Regions from separate parts of the Homo sapiens genome. Here region 1 is linked to region 2. The links are chromatin contacts, found by Hi-C or POLR2A ChIA-PET in ENCODE. All regions are on one chromosome and are shown on one strand. The core of a region is the stretch at or near the end of the contact, and the rest is flanking DNA. Distances in the headings are between cores, read along the strand shown.

Region 1 (5,924 bases), core at 1,137-3,636, 130 kb after region 2:
GGCAGTTTCTCCCTCCAAGGCCGCATCTGCATCTCATGGTCCTGACCCCATGTGACCTGGGACACACTGTGGGCTCAGGAGTCAGGGACCCATCCCTGGGCGGCGAGCCCCAGCCAGGAGGTGGAGGGCCATGCAGCCTGCAAGCATGTCCCCGGGGAATGGCAGCTGGGCTGACCCAGACAGGAGACAGGGAACGGAGCCGTCTGAGGCCAGCTTATAAAACCATGCCGGCCTGACCTCAGCATGGTCCCCGAGGAGATGGACGGGGACGTGTCTGAGGCTCTTCACCGCCGGACGTTTCTGGACCCTGGGTGCATATTGGGTACAGCGCTGGTCGTGGGGCTCGGGACTGGCTCTGTGTTTGCTTTCATTGGAATACTTGCCTCCAAGCAAATTACTGAGGCTGCTGTAAACCTCAGAGAGGTTTGTACTCTCTAAAAGCAGAATCAGCTGGCGTTTTCTGTTTTTTTCCAGTGCTACCGGTAAAAGAACCACCACCGCAGCTTCTACCAGGAGGAGATCGGCTTCAGCCACACACGGGGACGCCTCCTCCCCACCCTTCCTCGCAGCTCTTCCTGGTAATTTCATTCATTTGGATTCTGGCACCAGGGCAGCTGGTCTGCTGAGGTCTCAGCCAAAGAGTGGCCACCTCCAGGAAGCCCGGGCTGTGTCGGGACGGAAGGGAGGAGTGTCCCATCTGGAGCTGCCTCTGAACTAAGCGTCGCCTTATGCCAGGAAGGCCCACAACAGGGCCCCGCCTTGGCCCAGCTTGTCCTTTGTGCCTGGAATTGCCGAGGTCCTTGCTGTCTTTATTTTTTGCTCTCAGCTCCAACAGGACCGAGGTGGCTTCCTCCTTCAGGCCAGCATTTCTCCTGTTTGTTTGTTGAGTAAAACCGTGTTATTGTTTCCTTTTCTACTTTGTTAAAGTCCAAAAACAGTCAGTGAAGAAGCCGCTGGCACTGCAGGATGCCACACCCTGGTGTGAGGCCTCATCCCTGCTCTGCCCGGAGCTGACGGGGATGCCCCAGCAGGCCCTGCCTTTCTCTGGCCGTCAGTCCCTTCATGTTTAAAGTAGAGAACGGGCTAGACAGCTGGAAAGCCACTCTCCACCCCAAATCTATGCTGCTCTGCGTGGACTTGAGATCCCGTGTCTTATCCTGCAATTAGAAACCCCCCATTGACACCTCCTGTAAAGGGAAGATGAGTGCGGAGGCACGCTGTTGAGACTCGGGACTGTCGGGAGATGGAGAAGGGCAGCCTTAAGACCCTGTTGAGGAGGGGAGTGTGGCGTGCGGGGCTGTTTCACGTGGGAAGTGTCAGGCGAAGGGCTTTGCTGTGCTGAGTCCTTAGGTCTCCAGGGTGGAGTCAGGGAAGGAGGAGAGAGAACAGCAAGGAAAACCACAAAGGAAGAGGCTCTTCTGAGCCCAAAGGGTGAGGGTGAGGAAGGCCAGGGGGTGAAGGAAGGGTGAGGCCTGCCCAGGACCCACATGCCTTAATTTGAATGTCCCTTCAGGACGGGCCCAGGGAGCCGGCAGCCCCCCAGTACCACTCCAGTAAGTGTGGGGGCCCGTGGCGGGCGGAGGCCTCGCTTTCCTGGGAGATCCCTCCTGTGCTGACGCGGAGTCACGGAGTTGGGAAGAGGCCGTTTTGAGGCCCGCATCAGACCTGGAGCCCGAGAGCCTTCCCTCCCCAGGGGGTCCCGCTAGGGGCTGTGTTTTAGAGAGTCTCCTGCACGAGCTAAGAACCGTATACCACGTTTGACCTGGAAATACCACGTATGAAATCACATTTTATTTTCATTTTTTAACCTAGTTTCGTCAGAGCTAGAAAACTTTGAACTTTGATATTCTCTCCAAAACTTCCATTTGTAAAGCTCAACACAAAGATGAGCAGCCTGGGGTTTCGGGGAGAATGTACAGACACGCAAAGCGGTCGGGCCGGCCTGTGACTCGTGGGCTCTGCAAAAGGCTTTCAGTTGTTCTCCGGGAGCCGATTCTACCGGCTTCGCCAGACCCTGCCTTTGGTGACCTTTAGAGGCTTTGATCAGGGCTAAAGCGTGCGTTGATGCTGCCCTTTTCTCTTGCTCAACGCAAGTGATTTTAAAGACGCAAGTTCATCCCCGTGACCCAGGGATTCAGCTTTATTGACCTAAGGAAATGTCTCTGTGAAAAGTATAAATCAAGCTTTTGTTTGAGCTGATTGGTTGTTTTTGAAGATAACCATGAAAGCTGTTTTTAATTTCATAAGGTTCCCCTTTAATATGAATTTTCTTGAAAGTTGCAGGAAAAAAAAGCTGACACAGTTACAGTATCTGCGGCATGGCCGAATTGCCATTTCCTTCCCTTTTTAAAATCTCACATGAGCAGTTCATTACTTTTTTACTTTCGTCTTTCAAGGCAGCGACACTCAGGCTCCCCGGCAAGGAGCTCTGGGGCTGCTGCTGTGGTAGGACCCGTCCCTTCTTCAGCTCTGGTACCCACCTCCATCCCGTCTGTAGGTGGCGTCCCATTCTAGAATGGATTAAAAGTTTGGAACGCTCTAGATGCTTAGGAAGGAGCATCCAAGGGGGAATGGCCGAGCAGCTTGCAAGCTCACAGCGATCCGTGCCTTGCCCCCTCCTGCCCTCTATACCAGTGGCCAGCGAGTTAACAGGGAAGTTGGCTTTTTTTTTTTTTTTTTTGAAGTGCAGTCTAGCTGTGTTGCCCAGGCTGGTCTGGAACTCCTGGGTTCAAGCCACCCTCCCACCTCGGCCTCCAGAGTCCTGGGGTTACAGGCATGAGCCACTGCACCCAGCAGAAACGCTCCTACACACGGGTAGCCACCCACCCAGGCCCCAGACTCCTGGACTGCTGCTGTGGGAATGGCTTTCAGGGAATGACTCCAGTGTGGACTCGAGGTTCCTCCATGCTGGCAAATGTCTGCTTTTGCAGGTGTTTTGACTGGGGGAAATGGTGAGAATACTCAGAGCTGAGTTTGAAGGTGAGGAGAGTGAGGCTTTCTGGCAGGTGTGTAAGTTGGTCCTGAGGCTGGAGAGTGAGGCTTTCTAGCAGGTGTGTAAGTTGGTCCTGAGGCTGGAGAGTGAGGCTTTCTGGCAGGTGTGTAAGTTGGTCCTGAGGCTGGAGAGTGAGGCTTTCTGGCAGGTGTGTAAGTTGGTCCTGAGGCTGGAGAGTGAGGCTTTCTGGCAGGTGTGTGAGTTGGTCCTGAGGGCGGAGAGTGAGGCTTTCTGGCAGGTGTGTGAGTTGCTCCTGAGGGCCTGTGTGCCCCATGGCTTACTGCTTCTCGGGGTGGCTGCCGTCTTGCCTGCCGGGGAAGAGCAGACAGTGTAAGGGTGTCCGTGGTGGCAGCCCCTGAGGTCAGCGTGGCTGACCCCTCTCCCTGTGGTTCATTTCTGCAGACCCCTCTCCCTCAGGGCCACAGGCCTTGGCACCTCTACCTGGGGATGACGTCAACTCCGATGATTCCGACGATATTGTCATTGCACCGTCTCTGCCCACGAAGAACTTTCCAGTTTAGGTCCCCGTCACTGTCTCCACGCCGTGATGGCAGCGCTGCCGAGGACATAGGAACCACGACTGGAAAGATAATTTATCGTGTTAGGAGAAGAACGATGATACCTACTTAACACCTCAGCATCTGCGTCGTGTCTCTTTGTGCTTTTGTTTGTGGAAGGAGACCCAAATGCCTTTACTTTATTCTCTGGGGAGGGCCAGCGGCTCGCATCCCCCTCATCTCCAGCTGCAGCTCGGATGGTGGATTTTCAGTGCCAACAGACACATCTGCCGTGAACTCGCAGATGCCAGGGAGCCCTGTAGTGACACGTTCTCTGACAGCACCTTGCCGCCTGCCCACGACCTTGACCGTGAGGAGCTGCTATCCGCAACCAGCGCCGACACCATGCCCCCTCTTCCTGGTGACACCCTCAACAACCAGGATTTGCTCGATCTCAGCCCAGCAGGCCAGGCAGACACACCCCGCTGTGCCTTAGGAAGGTGTGAGACCGGCTTCCCCCATCCCCACAGCAAAACACGGCCTGTCCCAAGCCAGTGAGGAGCTAAAGACACCCAGGTCCCCAAATGATCTTACTCCATGCCCCACCCGCTCACACCGTCCTTTCCCGTCACCCTTGCTATCCCCTGGAGCACTGCCCTCCAGAGCTGCCCTTCCCAGGAAGGAATTTGGTTGGATTCTGTCACTGTGGAGACCAAGATTTTTTAAAATTCCCAATTACAAAAGCAGCATCACACTTGCTTCTGAGAACAGCAGGGTGATGTCTGTTCCCAAGCTGGTGGCGGGAGCCTTAGCCTGTGTGGGGCCACCCGGGGAAGAGGAGGAGAGGAGGGTGAGGAGGCAGGCTCGCCGTTCCAAGGGACAGCATAGGCTCGTGGTGGGGCGTGTTGCATCTGGTGTCTGGGACAGTCCCCGTCACCCCATGTGTGCGGCCTCTGCACTCCCAAGCTCCATGGCTGGGCTGGGCTGGGCTGGGCTGGGCTGGGCCGGGCGTGCGGAGCCTGTGGAGCCAGCAGCTGCAGAGGCCTAGGAGGGAGTTCCTGGGGGAAGCGCACAGTGTCCAGTGCCCATCTCTTGCTTGTGTGTGAGATTAGCCCTTGCTGGGGCGTCAAGAGGAAGAGCCTTAGACCTGGGCGGGCCTTCAGGGGCATCTAGACCCCTGCACAGCCCAGGCCTGGTGTCTGCATTTCCACAGCACCCCTGTGGGGACTCCTGCCGGGGCTGGCCGCTGTCTCAGGAGAGACCCAATGGTTAGAAAGCCCCTTTTTACACAGCTGACAGCTTCTCCCAAGGCTTCCGTCCACGGGGACAGGCTTAACCCCTGGGCGCCTTTTCTGCAGCATGGCGGCCTTCTGAGTCACCTAAGCTGAGCCTGGGTCATTCTCTGTGGCGGTCAGAAGGCCGATGGCCCCAACACAGTGGCTTGTGAAAGGGAGAGAGGAGGCTCTGCATGTCCACCTGCTCTATGGGAGGAGGACACAGGTGTCCCCAGCCCAGCCTGTTCTCTCCCAGTCACTCAGGGATGGGGCCACCCAAAGTGCAGGACCCGCCCCACCCTGCGGTTCGAAGCCTGGCCCCTGTCTCCACTTAGCTTCTGTTTCTGCAGTGGGTGGAAGCGAGTCAGCGGGGGGCCTGGCTTGTGTACGTGTTTTCCTTATTTGGTCTGTGGGTTGCCAAGTCCATTTTTTTTTCCACTGAACTGGCTGGTAACTTGATGGACTGTGTAACTGACACAGGCCCTCTTTAGACCCCTGCCTTCACCCCACCCGCCCGGGTCCACTCCCTGGGGCGCTGTCCCAAGCCATCCCTGCTTGCCAGCTCAAAGCTTCAGGTCCTAGGAGCCAGTCCACCTCGAAAGCCCTGAGAAAGTGAGACACCTGCACATTCGCTGGGGGAGACCCTCCGTTCTCTTGTGGCAGCTGCTCCCACTTGTTAAACCAAGCTGTTTCTGCGGGACGTGCTCACTCTTGGGAACCAGTGGCCTAGAGCTTTGGGTTACAGGCATGGAGAGGGCTTTCCTGCCTCAGGCTTGGAGGCCAATGTTCCATACATAAACCGCCATGTCCTCTGGTGCAGCTGGGCTGCTCTTTTAAAAGCCAGCATCCATCTTGAAGCTCGCTGGGTAAATGGCAATGCATTCTCAAGCCAGTGTCTTCAGCTGATGCCCAGTGTCCAGTGCTGGTCACCAGTCCCCTTTGCTGGGTACAGCCTGCCTGGCTGTTCTGTGGTCCTGGAACGCTGCAGTGTGGTTTTGTTCCATGGAGACAGTACCAAGCGGAGAGGCCTCCTTGCCCACGGCCCCAGGGCCTGGGGGCCAGGGGTTCTGGCCCTGCGGGGACTTAGGCAGGAGGGGAAGAGAAGCCCATGGAGCCATGGGAGGGGTGAGCTGTGGGCGGGGCCTAGTCATGGGAGGGGTG
Region 2 (5,959 bases), core at 2,615-5,114:
CGTGGTGGTTCATGCCTGTAATCCCAGCACTTTGGGAGGCCGAGGCGGGCGGATCAAAAGGTCAGGAGATCGAGACCATCCTGACTAACATGGTGAAACCCCGTCTCTACTAAAAATATAAAAAATTAGCTGGGCGTGGTGGCGGGCGCCTGTAGTCCCAGCTACTCGGGAGGCTGAGGCAGGAGAATGGCGTGAACCCGGGAGGCAGAGGTTGCAGTGAGCCGAGATCACACCACTGCACTCCAGCCTGGGTGACAGAGCCAGACTCCGTTTCCAAAAAAAAAAAAAAAATCAAGTGCCAGCCATTGTCTAGGCATGCTGTCATCTGAAGTAACTCATTGAGGCAGAAAGATATGCTGAAGGCACTCATTTTCCTGTTTCACAGAGGTCCCCAGAGCTCAGGGCCTTGCCGCGCACAGAGAGTGGCAGAGCTAAGGCTCAAACCCAGGCAGCCATTCCCAAGTCCAGCTTCCCGTCTCTGCTCTCCTGTCTGTGCCACTGCAGACCTAATACTTTTATTCATCAATTCATTCATTCATTCATTCGAGACAGGGGCCTCTCTCTGTTCAGGCTGGAGAGCAGTGGCATGATAATTGCTCCACCTCCTGGGCTCAAGCAGTCCTGCTGCCTCAGCCTCCTGAGCAGGTAGGACCACAGGTGTGAGCCACCATATCTGGTTAATTAAAAAAAAATTTTTTTTTTGGTTTGGAGTTTCGCTCTTGTTGCCCAGGCTGGAGTGCAATGGCATGATCTCGGCTCACCACAACCTCCACCTCCCGGGTTTAAGCGATTCTCCTGCCTCAGCCTCCCGAGTAGCTGGGATTACAGGTGTGTGCCACCATGCCTGGCTAATTTTGTATTTTTAGTAGAGACGGGGTTTCTCCATGTTGGTCAGGCTGGTCTCAAACTCCCGACCTCAGGTGATCCACCCGCCTCGGCCTCCCAAAGTGGTGGGATTATAGGCATGAGCCACTACACCTGGCCAATTTTTGTATTTTTTGTAGAGATGGGGACTTGCTGTGTTCCCCAAGCGGGTCTCCAACTCCTGGGGTCTCAAGGGATCCCCTTGCCATGGCCTCCCAAGGTTCTGGGATTACAGGCATGCACTTGGCGTAATACTTTCCTTTAATAACTCACTTGTTAAGGCTAAATACCTGTTGAGTTTCATCCTAAGCTGTGACGTCACTAGTTTCATGTGGATAAATAATAGATTGGTAGGTGGGCACATAGATGAATAGATAGATAGATGATTGATGTTGATGACAATGATGACGGATATAGATGGTATATACATGATAGATGATAGATATTGATGATAGGTAGAGATAGAGATGAAGAGATGCCCGGTGTTGGTAATTGTAGTAGAATTAACATGCAATTACGAAATCTCATTGTGTGTGCCCCTGAAGTCACCTTCCCACCCCGGGGCTCTTCGGCTCTTCGAAGGCTGAGCCCTTCGCATACAGGAGGCAGGAGCCACAACTCCCATTGTATAGGTGTGGAACCTGAGGCTGGTTGGGGGGACTTGTGGATGGTCACGCAGCCAGGAGGGGCAGGCCTGGGGGACTCTCCCCACAGTGCTCATGTCCCCTTATGAGGCCTCCGGGGCCTTCCTGCTCCCACCACACACCAGCCTGGCTCTCACCACCACACACACATGAGGCTGCTGGGACAGGCTCACGTCTCCCTCCAGGTGGGACAGGAGAAACAGGAAAGGCCCCTGCAGGAAGTAGGGGGAGAGGGAAGCCTTGGGGCCTCTGAGGAGATGGCTTGGACCAGGCAGGACATGAGTGCCCCAGGGCTGACCCTTCCCACCAGGGCTGAGCCGTGGCAAGAGCCTGAGCCCAGTGGTCCTGGGTGGGGACTGGCCCAGGCCATGCCTGCCCCTGCCTTTCAGTCCCCTGGGCCCCGCTGGGACCTTCTGGCCCATGGCAGGTGCCCTCCCCACACAGGATGCCATCCGACACCCCTCCCCGGTCCAGGTCCATCCCGGCCGTATGCGAGACCGTATACGGCGAGGCCGTATGCAGGCCGCCGTATGCGAGAGCTTCAGCATCCTGGGGACAAAGTGAGGGGGTTGGGTCGTCTCTGGAGTGTCGGTCTCAGGGTCCCCCAGCCCCCCAGCTTCCAGGGCTGCGTAGCACCGGCCCCACCTGAGCCTCCCCCTGCCACCCCCTAGCAGCCAAACGCCTGCAGCCTTCTCAGAGTTTATTGAAGGTGGAGCTGCGAGGAGCACACAGGACCACAGACCCCCTCACCCAGCTGCCCCAGGGTGGGACTCCAGGTACCCTGGACATGGGACAAGCCGAGGCTGGCTCCTGGGGTGCAGGTGTCACTCAGTAGCCCCGGTCCCTGCAAACATCCAAGGCACGTCCCTAGCTCCTGCCCTGCCCATGCACAGACCAGGGTGGGAGGTGGACCATGGCCCTGCTCCCGTGGCCGGATATGCAGGGCTGGCAGGGAGAGGAGCAGGGTGGGACGCCAGGCAGACAACCCCTCCCCAGGCGGAGGAGGGTCCCCGGATCAGGGTGAGAAGCAAAATCCCTGCTGGGGTGGGCAGTGTGGGGCAGGAATGGGCAGGGACCTGGGTAGAGGCAGGGACTTTACCCCCAGCTCAGGCCCCTCTTGGCCAGCTCCACCTGGGCCAGGCAGTGGTCACTCAGCACGCGCACCCTGGTGGTGGCGCCCAGCGGCCTCTGACGGCATGGGAACTGTAGCACCTTGTGCTCCGGGGCGTAGACGTGGAAGTGCTCCGCGTCCCAGCTGACCTCTATCTGGGCAGGCTGGGGCCAGTGACCTCAGTGCCAGCCCCCAGGGCCTGGGGTCTGGTCCCGCTTTTAACGGTGATGTGCCTGCCGGCCGTCTCCAGGAAGGACAGCCTGGCAGGCCCCGGGGGTCCCTTGGCTTGGAGCCCCCAGCCCAAAGTCCCCTCCTTTCTCCCAAGATGGGGTGGCTGGTAGCCAGGGTGGTGGGTACCTACTGCACACGTAGGGAAACTGAGGCCAGGGAGGCCACCCAGACCTTGCCCTGGCCCACTGACCTGTAAGCGTCCACCGTGAACCCGCTGCCCACTGGCCCCCTGTTCCCCCACGGGCCTTCCCTGCCTAGCCCAGGCCCCACCCAGGCCCCTGTCACCTCAAAGGGCTCCCCCGGGGCCAGCGGGAAGATGCTAGACACCTGCTCCGGGCCCCAGCGGCCGTACTGGAAGGCATTGCCCACCACAGTGGCGCTGGAGAACCGGGGCTTGATGTGGAAGGCAATGTCCCCCGTCTCCAACAAGAAGTTAGTCTCGAACCTGGGGCGGACATGGTGCGGGTCAAGAGCTGCAAAGAGCTGGGCCGGCCACCCAGCCCAAGGCCCAGCGAGGGGAGGGCGGTGCCGCTGACCTGTCCTCTCCAGAGTCAGCATGTCCCTGGACCAGCAGCTTCCAGCCGGGGGCCAGGCCGCCCGCACAGAAGGCTTTAGACTGAGTGGAAGAGACAGGGGGACCAGCCTCATGGGGCTGCAGCCTCCTCCCTCCCACCCCCACCCCCACCCTATCCCATCTGTCCAGGAAGGTCCCTGCCCACCCAGCCTGCCCCCAACCCAGTGCCAGACATAGGCTAAGGCTCTGTTCATCTGGTGTCTTTGTGACAGGGTGACCAGGGCTGGGGTGGGAGGGACACACCTGCCCAGCAGGCCAGCTCTGGGGGGACCTTCACCCTGACGCCCTCTCAGCCCTGAGATCTGATGAGAGGCCAGAGCCCATACCCCATCTCTGTGCAGAGAGAGCACGGGTGGCTCAGGGAGCCCCCAGCCCTGCACCGTTCTCCTTCTCCAGGTCCAGGGTCTCACCCACCTGCACTGCCATCTGCTCCCAGCCACTGTGGGAGGGCGCGGGGAGCCTGGGGTATAGATGGGGGGCTAGGGGTGGGAAGTGCCGGGGGGCTGGGGGTGGGGAGCGCCGGGGGAGGGCTGGGGGTGGGGAGCGCCGGGGTGGGGCTGGGGGTGGGGAGCGCCCGGAGTGGGGGGGCTGGGGGTGGGGAACGCCGGGCCCCACCCCCGGGTGACTTGGCAAGGTCTCTGGGCCCTTCCCAGCCCATATCTCCCTACCCCTCGGGCCTCTCCCTTCCAGCTGGTTCTCTGTGCAGGCGCAAGGGAGATGGGTCACCTGCCCCTGCTCCCCCAAGCCCTCTCCTGCCTGACTCTCACCCACTTCACTCCTTCAGGATCCAGGAAAGCAGCCACTCCTTTCTCACTGGGACGGCAAGGTCTAGGCAGGGACCCTGGCCCGGCTCTTCCTCCGGGATCACGGGCCCCTCCAGGGACTCGAACCCTCCCATCCGGCCAAGGGCAGGCTTAGGAGGGGAGGCTTGGCTGCCGACCCCTGCCCTGGCTTCCCAGGTCCCGTCTGACCACGTGGTGCTGCAGGGCCTGTCCCCCAGCCCACCCTGGCCCCCGCCGCCTGCCCCCACTGGCTCAGCCACCCCATGGGGCATACAGCAAGGATTAGGCCGGCGCTGGTCAGCGCATTCCAGGCTCTGGCAGGCGAGGGGAGGGCTTTTCCCACACCCAGGATGCTCCCCACCTCAGGCTGAGCATGGGGGGGACCAGCTGGGCCCTCAAGGAGGAAGGGAGGTGAGCAGAGAGAGTCTCAGGCTGTCGGGCAGCTTTGGGGCCTCCGAGGACGGGAACCGGCCCGAAGTGGACCTGGAGGGGGCACAGAGCCCTAGGGCTGCTGCAGGTGGGTGTGTGTGCAGCCATGTGCAGCCATGTGCAGTGCGTGTGCAGTGATCTCGTGGGTGGGTATCCTGGCTGCAGGCCGGACGATTGTGTGAGCCCATGAGTGTGCGAGGCATGGGGTGTGAGTTCCAGAGACTCTGGGTGACAGGGAGGTTTGCTGTGTCCCTGCCTGTGTGTCTGAAGAGGCCTGGCCCCCAGGATGCCCCCGCCAGGATTCTCCATTCTCACGTCTCCTGCCGCCCTGTCCCCGTGTTCGAGTGGGCCCTCCAGTCCCCCATCCGCAGGGGTCCCTTCCAGCCATTCTCTCCAAGCCCTGGCAGGGCTGACCTGGGTCCCGCCTGACCTCTCCATGGGTGCTGCCGCTGGGGCCTGTGCCCGGACGTCCTGGTAGGAGGGTGGGACTGCTGAGGCCGGGAGGGGCCTCAAGGTGGTCGTGACTGTCCGCCAGCCCCCTGGGTGGTGCAGAGCAGTGCGGAGCCTGCGGCTGTGGAGCCCGTCTCTCCTGCCTGGCTCGTAGCAGGGCTGGCCGTGGCCCTGCAGGGGGCAGCCCTGGGCAGCAGAGGATGAGCGTGCCTGCCCTCCCCGGCCACATCCGCGTCCCCATCCTGCCTGGCCGTCCTGGGGCCCAGCAAGCCGCAGGTCCCTCCTACGTGCCTCCCCCAGAAGAGCACAGAGAGGGAAGCCCTCACCACAGCAGGAAGGGGAGCCAGTGCTTCCTCCCCCTCCCTGTCCTGCCCCCAGCCCCAGGGACAGCCCTGGTTTCAGCTGCGGAGTGAGGACACAGAGCAGGACTCTGGGTACAGGACTCAGGGCCAGGGCTGTGCAGAACATAGAGGCAGGGGGCTGGAACAGGCTTCCCACCAGCTGACAACCTGGCGCTCGTGGCCTCTGAGCCTCAGTCTCCCCCACCGTCCGCTGGGCACAGCAGTCCAGCAATGCCATCTGCTGTCCATGCCTGGGTCCTGGCAGGGTAGGGTGGCCCAGGCAACCACAACCCTGGACACAGGAGCCCGGCCGTCATCCCCTCGCTTTGGGGTCTGTGGGGGCAGCGGTAGAGGGCCTGGGTCTCAGGAGCTGCCTAGAGCCCCAGACATCAGGGGCCCTGTGGGTGGGGCTTGAGCCCCAGACTTGCCAGACAGAAGGCCTGCGTGCCGCTGCCTGGGATGAGGGGGGCCTGAGGTCCCTGCTTCTGCCAGGCCCACTCCTCTCTGAGCTTCAACCTCCCCATCTGGGCAGT

Evidence for each region. A loop is a pair of places that touch in the nucleus more often than their neighbours do. ChIA-PET counts read pairs that join two places held with the same protein, here RNA polymerase II (POLR2A). Pooled maps may share reads with other maps.
Region 1: a pooled map shows a loop between it and region 2 (6-fold over the local background). The contact joins the enhancer-like site here to the promoter of GRIFIN in region 2. A Hi-C loop is called at or near these places in 1 of 168 maps with a recorded cell type or tissue (endothelial cell of umbilical vein), 1 of 37 single-sample maps with no recorded cell type and 8 of 50 pooled maps. POLR2A ChIA-PET finds 5 or more read pairs at or near these places in 2 of 52 experiments (CD4-positive, alpha-beta T cell and HEK293T).

What each region holds. Positions count from the first base shown.
Region 1 is chr7:2,606,650-2,612,573 of GRCh38, forward strand. It overlaps IQCE (IQ motif containing E), which reads left to right. Exons shown (of 22, transcript NM_152558.5): 21 at 475-578; 22 at 3,395-5,924. The coding sequence ends at 3,513. Among named protein-coding and RNA genes, the nearest start is that of TTYH3, 22 kb to the right of the region's middle. RefSeq lists enhancers at 3,424-3,997, 3,998-4,571. Within about 2 kb of position 2,387, at least 5 of the 41 ENCODE cell types and tissues checked have a DNase peak (open chromatin) inside an H3K27ac peak, as active enhancers do.
Region 2 is chr7:2,472,534-2,478,492 of GRCh38, forward strand. GRIFIN (galectin-related inter-fiber protein) reads right to left here and starts at 3,865. Exons shown (of 5, transcript NM_001394787.1): 1 at 3,839-3,865; 2 at 3,387-3,466; 3 at 3,136-3,295; 4 at 2,608-2,774; 5 at 2,195-2,352. The coding sequence starts at 3,850. The coding sequence ends at 2,337. RefSeq lists an enhancer at 1,389-1,934 and a silencer at 5,307-5,376.